Regions from separate parts of the Mus musculus genome. Here region 1 is linked to region 2. Evidence: chromatin contacts called from ENCODE POLR2A ChIA-PET data. All regions are on one chromosome and are shown on one strand. Each heading gives the region's core, a stretch centred on a gene start or an enhancer-like site at or near the end of the contact. The rest is flanking DNA. Distances are from core to core; before and after follow the strand shown.

The links. ChIA-PET counts read pairs that join two places held with the same protein, here RNA polymerase II (POLR2A).
Region 1: POLR2A ChIA-PET joins it to region 2 with 11 read pairs in embryonic stem cell. The contact joins the promoter of Phf12 here to the promoter of Pipox in region 2. POLR2A ChIA-PET finds 5 or more read pairs at or near these places in 3 of 5 experiments (Patski and embryonic stem cell).

Annotation. Positions count from the first base shown.
Region 1 is chr11:77,980,755-77,984,621 of GRCm38, reverse strand. It overlaps Phf12 (PHD finger protein 12), which reads right to left and starts at 1,806. Exons shown (of 15, transcript NM_174852.3): 1 at 1,245-1,806; 2 at 425-606. The coding sequence starts at 1,310.
Region 2 is chr11:77,891,240-77,895,171 of GRCm38, reverse strand. Pipox (pipecolic acid oxidase) reads left to right here and starts at 1,300. Exons shown (of 8, transcript NM_008952.2): 1 at 1,300-1,505; 2 at 2,912-3,060. The coding sequence starts at 1,392.

The DNA of each region.
Region 1 (3,867 bases), core at 557-3,056, 89 kb before region 2:
GGTGGCCGAGGCTCCGCGCATTAAGCCCAAGGAGAGCCCAGCCAGGCAGGAGCCCTAAGGGCGGCGGGCGCGCGCGGCCGCCAAGCGGCACTGGACCTGGAGCTCCTCCCCTTCCTCCCCCGCCGCCGCCGCCGCCGCCGCCGCCGGCCGCACTCGGCCGCTCAGTCCCGGCTCCCAACCTACAACCAATCTCAGATGGGGCTCACCTCACTCCTCCCAACCCCCATCCCGGGGTCAAGACACGCCGCTGCTCCTTCCCGCAAATTGGCCGGATCCCGGCAAATACCAAGGGCGCAGAGGCGCTCGCCCCAGCGACTAGAGAGTCGGCTAGCGGCTGCAAGCTCCCGTTATTTCTACAGGCCTGGTGAAGGAATGTGCTGAGTAGGGTCTGCCAAGGGGCTCCAAAGGGGTCCCCAGCCCTTACCAGCACTGGAGGTGGAAGGCGGCAGGGCAGTGATCGCAGCACAAGAGATCCCCACCTTCCTTGCAGCTATCGCAGCTGTCGTGGTTGGTGGCCCTGCCGCTTCTCCGGGACTCCTTCTCGGGCTTCCGACTCCGCTTTTCTGCCTCGTCCGTCTTGGGGGGAGCCAGCAGAGCTTGGATTTGCTGCACACACATACAGACGGCATGTGTGCACATTCGGAGCTCCCGGGTAGCCCGTAGTCCCACCGGCGCCGCTTCTCCGTCACCCACCCCTCTTCCCCCTTTTGTCCTTCTTCCTCCCATCCAGGCTGCTTCCAGAACCTCTCGGTCCCCGGAATCAAGGGGAGCCCACCCTAACTGCGTTCCTGCAGCACAACAAGAAAAGCTCCTTCCAAATGGGGAGGACCAGGGTAGGGGGATGGGGAGAGGGTGCGCGGTTCTCTTCTTGCCACTTCCTTGTATGGACAGTGGGGGACTCCAAAGCCCGGCTCGGGAGAGGCCCGAAGCTTGGTACCCGGACGTGCAGGGGGAAGCACAAAGGGGCCGACAAGAAGGGGGTGGGGAGGCCTGCCGGTGCAATGAAATGGAGTGGGCTGAAGCCTCAGGGAGCGAATCGAGGGCGGCTGGTAGGTGAAACTGCTGCAGACGTCCTCGGAAGCTAAGCTCAGTCCCCCAAATTGCAAAGAGGGGAGGAAGAGACTGGGTGAGGAAGAACAACCCCCCCTTTTCCCGGCCCTCTGGCGCTTCGAGCTTAGGGCCGGCTTTGTGGGGCGGAGGTACCCTCCTGGCACTGGGGGGAAAAGGATGAGGGCCACTCTTACCTCCATCAGCCCCCCCGACGTGTCCAAGTCGTACACGATCGTCTTGGTCTCCATTTTCTCCCACATTCATCCACCTCTCGGGCTGGGCGCTCTCTGCTCCGGCCCCCCCAGCCCCGGGGGGAGGGGGGAGGAGGGGAAGGGGGCACCTCTGACCCCCGGTCCCCTTCTCTCTTCCCAACACAGGTTCCGACTTCCTCGCCCTGGCTCCCCCCCACCCCCCGGCCCCCAGTCCCTGGGACGGCAGCGTCCTCCCCACGGGCCGCGAGAGGGGAGCAACCCCTCAGCCCCGGCCCAGCGGCTGGCTGCACAGTGGATCCCGGCTCCGGGGGTCAGGCCTCGGCGGGGGCCTAGGCCCACAGGCTAAAGCTGGCGCTGGCGACCGCTGGTCCGGCCGGGAAGGCTAGCGGGCGCTGCCATCCCGGGCTTGGGGGACCGGAGGGGGGGGTGAGAGGTTAGGTGAGGTTGTGGTTCGTGAGGTGACTCTGGGGAGGATGATGGGGGGTGGTCCCCGGGCTCCGCCTCTCGCCGCCGCTGCCGTCTGCGTCCCGGCTGCCGCGCACTTGGCGCAAACTTACCGCGAGCGCCCGCAAAGCCACCCGCGCAGGCGCCCCGGGATCGCCGCTCGCCGCGCGCAACCGCAGTGACAGCCGGCGGCCTGGCTCCCGCGCAGCCGCGGTGATGGGGTACCCCCCGGCGCGCAGCCGCGCTGGCATTCGCCCGGAGCCCAGAAGCCCCGCCTCTCCGCCGTGCGCCGGCGTACTGCGATTGGAGGGCGGAACCTGAGGCCTCGCTTAGGCGCCTGGGAAAGCGCGTAGGGGTCACGGCGCAGCCGCAGGAACTGGAAGACGCATCACCCATTGGTGTTTGTGTGCGGACCACGGGCTCTGGTCCCGCGCAGGCGTGTTGGGTCGCCACCCTCCCGTCCCCTCACACAGCCGCCTCACGCGCAGGCGCGTTGTACCTGGAGGCCTGCACAAAAAAAAAAAAAAAAAAAAAAAGCTTCTCCTTTCGCCATTTTGGTAATGAGATTTGGGGCTACCATGCCCTTGGAGTCCTCAGTCACGACCAAGGAGGAGCGTGGGATGCTGTATGGAGCTGGTAGCTTTCGGCTGCAGCAGTACCCATATGGATGGTGTAGTGGACTGTTTGTCTCCAGTGTCAGGTGTGTCTGGACTAGGCCGCCATATTGGTAAAGAGGGAAAAAAAAAGCATTGCGACAAAAAAAAAAAAAAAAAAAGACGCTTTTGGTGGCAGATCGGATGACTGCTCTTTCCACTTCATTTCCACTCTCAGCACCTAATTTTAGCACGAGCATTGCTGCCTTGGGTCCCGATGGAACCCAAGATATTTCAAGCTGTTCTTACCCTCTCTTAACCACTGTCCCTGTGAACTACTCCGAAAGAGGAAGTCAAAAGCCCAAACAGTCCGTAATCCTGACAACGCCCAGCTACCTGCCTACAGCTGACTTCAATCCCCATCTTGCAACGCGCAGAGTTCAAAGGGTGAACGGGACCGCTTTGCACTCTGGTAGTTAGACTCGCGATGGATCTGATGGATTGTGGGAGTTGTAGTTCAGCCTTCAGGCGCTGCACTGGACCATAGGATGTACACGAAGAAAAGCCTGCCGGGAAAGGATACTTTTGAGAGCTGCCGTATTGCACACTGGGGTTTGTAGTTTGAGCCCCTCACCTCGCATTCTGAGCAGAGAGACATACCTCTCTTTGGGTGTGCGCTGTTATGCCCTTGTTATCACTTTCCAATATGGACAGATACTCTGCCTAATTGCGAATGAATGAACCCCACTAGGCATTAATTAACACTGGTGACATGCAGCTATGTCCTGCCGTTTCTTTCTTTCGTTTGTTCGTTCTGTTAAGACAGTCTTACTCCGCAGCCCTAGAACTTGTTATGTAGACTAGATAGGTCATGAACTCACAGAAATCCGACTGCTTCTGCCTCCGGTCCCATTTCTGGGATCGACGTGTGCTACTACGCCTGGAATCTCCTAAACTCATTTTTATGTTACTACACACATTATTCTCAGACCCGTAAACCTGGGAGGGACTTAGAGACTATTTGATTTAAATTCTTCATTTCCAGGTACAGAGTGGAGAGTGGTTTGCTTAGACGCATATTGAGTTTATAGCAAACCTAAAAAGGAAACATTTCTTGATTCACAGGTCAGACTTTGTCCCCTACACCGTGTTTACTGTCTCTGAGAAACTATTGCTCCTTCTTTTAGGACAGTCAGGACTGTAAGTCAAAGGGGATATAAATATCTGTGTGAAGTTTTAGTGCTTTGTGAAGTTTTAGTGCTCTCTCTCTCTTTGTCTCTCTGCCTCTCTCTCTCTCTCTCTCTCTCTCTCTCTCTCTCTCTCTCTCGGCCCTGTATTAGTGCCTAGAAAGAATAACGTTATGGGGAAGTGAAGAATGCATGCAAACTGGCTGCTCTTCCGTTGCTATGGCCAACAATAGACTAGCAGCTATAGGAAAGAACTGCGGTGTGACTCTCAGAGGAGAGAGCTGAGCTAGGCTCCTTGAAGGGAAGAAGCCAGGCTTTATGCCTCCTTCCTGCTACATAACCTCAGAAGCTGGAACCTCATATGCCCTCTTTTACTGGCTT
Region 2 (3,932 bases), core at 51-2,550:
GTCAGGTCATGGGTGGTTAGTTTGTCTGGACACAAGGTCCAAAATGGCTTCTCTTCCTATGTGTGACTTTTCTCATCTCTCTCTCTCACAGAGTGGCTGGACTTCTAACATGTTGGTTCAGGGTCTAAGAACGAGTGCTTCAACACAAGAAGATGTCCAAAGGCTTGGGTCAGAAAGAGGGTAGCAGTCACTGTATTCTATTGGGCAAGCATGTAATGGGAAAACCGACAGAGAACTTGAGGCTATCTCTAATCTGCTCAAAAAAAATGAGGATAAAAATACACACACACACATACAAAAAAAAAAAAAAATCCTGAGAATTTAATGAGATAATGTATTCCGAGGCAGATTTACCAGGAAGCTAATAAAACTTCAACCATGGGGCTCTCTAATTGAGCGGTCTCTTCGAAGTCCTGCCATCTAGTTTTGCATGACTAATTTTTTCTTTTTTTTTTTTTTTTCTCTTTTATTTTTAGTGCTGGGTGCTAAACCCAGGACCCCGAACATGCCAAACACAAAAGTCTACCGCTGAGCTAAGCCTCCAGGCCCCTTTCCCCTTTTATCTTAAAATGGACCCCCAAAGTGTATAAGAATCAGGACCTGCCAACCCTGGCTCTGTCCCCAGTGCCTGTAACAATCCCCATTGAGCCTGCTGCCTGGCACAGAAGGCTTCTCTGCACATGGCCCCTGTGTGTGCTGGCTGGTGCCTGGTTCCCCGTGTGCCTGAGGACAAGGTTCTTCCTCGCACTGTCCTTTCCTGGATTTTTTTTTTTCCTCTTCAGGATCATTTATTGTCCTTTTTTCAACATGAAAGTAAAACACACTGAGAATGATTTCATAATCACAAAACTGCCCTCCCAGTTGGCCCCTGCATCTACCCCCTGACCTCGCCACCCACCAGGGAGGAGGGCCATACCCTGGGCATCCTGCCAAGTTCTTGGCTGGCCGGGTAGCTCTCTGGAGGAAATCAAGCTGCAGAGAGGGAAGCCAGCAGGGGGAGGCAGCATTCCCGGGGCCCAGCTTGGTCTGGGAGGCATTGAAATTCCGGGCAAAGTCCTGAGACAAAGATCATAATGAGACAGGAAGGTGGCATGGGAAGGCGCCATTTGCATGACAATAATTGAGCCAAGAATAGCAAACTGGAGGGATGCAAGGGTGAGGCTAGCAGCTGAGCTGGGCGAAACCTCACAAATCAGTCCACCCAGCTCTGCTCTGCAGGGGGAGGCGGAGGCTGAGCCCTGTGCCAGGCTTTTTGGGGAGGGAAAGAAAGACAAGGACATGAGCCCCAAGGGATTGTGGGAACTCTAGTTTAGCTGGACTTTGCCTCCCTCCTCCCCCTGTAGCCTGGAGGTGCCTTTGTTTGCCTTCTCTTCAGTGGGCTTTGTGGCATCATGGCTGCTCAGACAGATTTCTGGGATGCTATTGTGATTGGAGCAGGCATCCAGGGCTGCTTTACCGCGTACCACCTGGCCAAACACTCCAAGAGCGTCCTCCTGCTGGAGCAGGTACACTGTGCCTTCTGCCCTTCTGCTATATAAGACTGTCCCCTCTTCTTTCCTCTCCTAGGGAGGGCTTTCCAGAATTTTTGGGCTATAAGTGAAGCCAAACGGTCAGACATCAGGAATTCTGTGCACTTCGTAGCTTCGTAGCCACTTCACGTGGATCTTGACAATGCAAAGAAAATTCCCACCCTTAAGTCCACGTGAGGTTTCTTGGTATACTCTTTTAAGTCTCTTAGTTCTTGCCCCGGATCAAGAAGTGTCCCACTTCTTTTCATTCTTGCAACCCTGTCTTGTCTTTGCCCACATGGTTGATACAACCAGAAAAAGAATCAATTCTGCTCTGGGTAACCTTAAATAAAGACAGTTTTGCCTAGAGGCAAAGGCTGATGTACCAGCTTTGGAGAAAGCTGCGTTTTCTCAGCTGCTCCTTCCAGAACCTAGCAGGAGCTGCTGTTGAATTCTTCCACCTTTGGGTAACAGCGACCTCCTCACTTGATGCCCGGGAACTAAGACACAGGTCGTCTTTCCTTAAAGGAAAAGTGATCACATGACTGCTTCAAATGAGGGTGGCACTGGGACCCTGCAGGGCCCCTCAGGGGTGGGGCCTATGCAATCTGTCAAGTTGAGTTTTCTACCCCTGTGGCTTCTTCCTTTCCATTCTGCCTTGCAGCTCTCTGAGCAGGTTACCACATCCTGGGAATTGTCTTCAGTTCCTCTGTTTTCCCAAAGCCCAAGGGATTTCTGTTACAACCTGCAGGAAAACCTCCATTTTGCTTCACCCCGCACCCCCCTAATCCTAAGATTGCTCCCTTATCCTGGGTACCTGAAGGCTCAGTGAGATGACATCCTTTTCCTGATCCGGAAAACCATGGGGCTCGATTTGCATAATCTGGAAGGTTTTCTGACTCTGCTTTTCTAGGCATCTAAGCAGGGTGTGAATTCAGTGGGATAATAGAAGGTTATTAACAAATGGATGGGTGGCTGCCAGGGCTATTTACAAAAGGAAAAATTTAGTCAGTGCTGAGGTACTATTGCTAACCAGAATGCCTGGCCAATCAGTGGGCCTCAAGGAGACCTGGAAGTATGGAAATATTTGAAAATATCTAGGCCTGGCGATGAGCACCTGAAAATCCCAGTTGCTCAGGAGACCAATGTAGGGGGATTGCAAGCTTAAGGCCTGCCTGGGCTACATAACATGACAGTGACTCAAATAAGAAATAAAAAGAGGTCTAGGGCAATAGATAGCTCATCTGCAGGGCACCTACTTGCCTCCTTTGTGCAAGGCCAGAGGTCTAGGCCCCAGGATTAGAAAGGAACCATTTGAAGCCTAAGATGGCTCCTAAAGAACAAAGGGAAGGCTGAGCCAAAGGGCAGTGACTTCCATTGTCTTTCTTGTCTTTCTTGTCAAGTTCTTTCTTCCCCATTCCCGAGGAAGCTCACATGGACAGAGCCGCATAATCAGAAAGGCTTATCCAGAGGACTTCTACACGATGATGATGAAGGAATGTTATCAGACATGGGCCCAGCTGGAGCGTGAAGCCGGAACCCAGTTACACAGGTGGGCGAGGGAGGAAGACCAGGAACACAGGGGACCCATCCCTCCAGGTGCTTTGAATGTGTGATGCTGTAAGGTGTGAACTTGAAATGCAACTGGAGGGACACAAGCCCAGGAGGGAGGTGCCAGTCATGTGGAGGCCTTCTGCTCACTGTCACAGATGCTGCTGGCCTCTGTACCTTTGAGTTCCAGGCCTGGTTAGATCCTGTGACCAAGGCTCTTACAGGTTGTTTTCTGAAAACTTAGAGGATGACCATGGACAGGTATCTAGAGCAGGCCTGCGCAAAGCCTTCCAGAGCCATCTTATAGGGCCTGCGTCAAAATCTATATAATTTTTTTGTTTTTTGTTTTTTGTTTTTTGAGATGGTTTCTCTGTGTAGCCCCGGCTGTCCTGGAACTCACTCTGTAGACCAGGCTGGCCTCGAACTCAGAAATCTGCCTGCCTCTGCCTCCCAAGTGCTGGGATTAAAGGCGTTAGCCACCACCGCCCGGCTAAAATCTATATTCTAACTCATGTCCTAACTTAAAAAATAGTATGTATAATGTATGTGTATGGATGTTTTGCCTACATACTTATATGTGCAACTACATATGTGCCTGGTGCCCAGAAAGGTCAAAAGAGAGTATTCAACCTTGGAACTGGAGTTACAGACAGTTGTGAGCTGCCATGTGGGTGCTAGGAATTGAACCTTGATTTTCTGCAAGAGCAACAAATACTCTTAACCACTGAGCCGTCTCTCCTGCCTCCTTTTTATGCTGTACCCTCATCCCCACAACAACCCTACAAATGCATTTTATTAATACACTATCCCCTGGGAACAAAAGCAGGTGTTCCAGGGGCCAGACTACTTGCCAGGAAGTGACCCTGAAGCAGC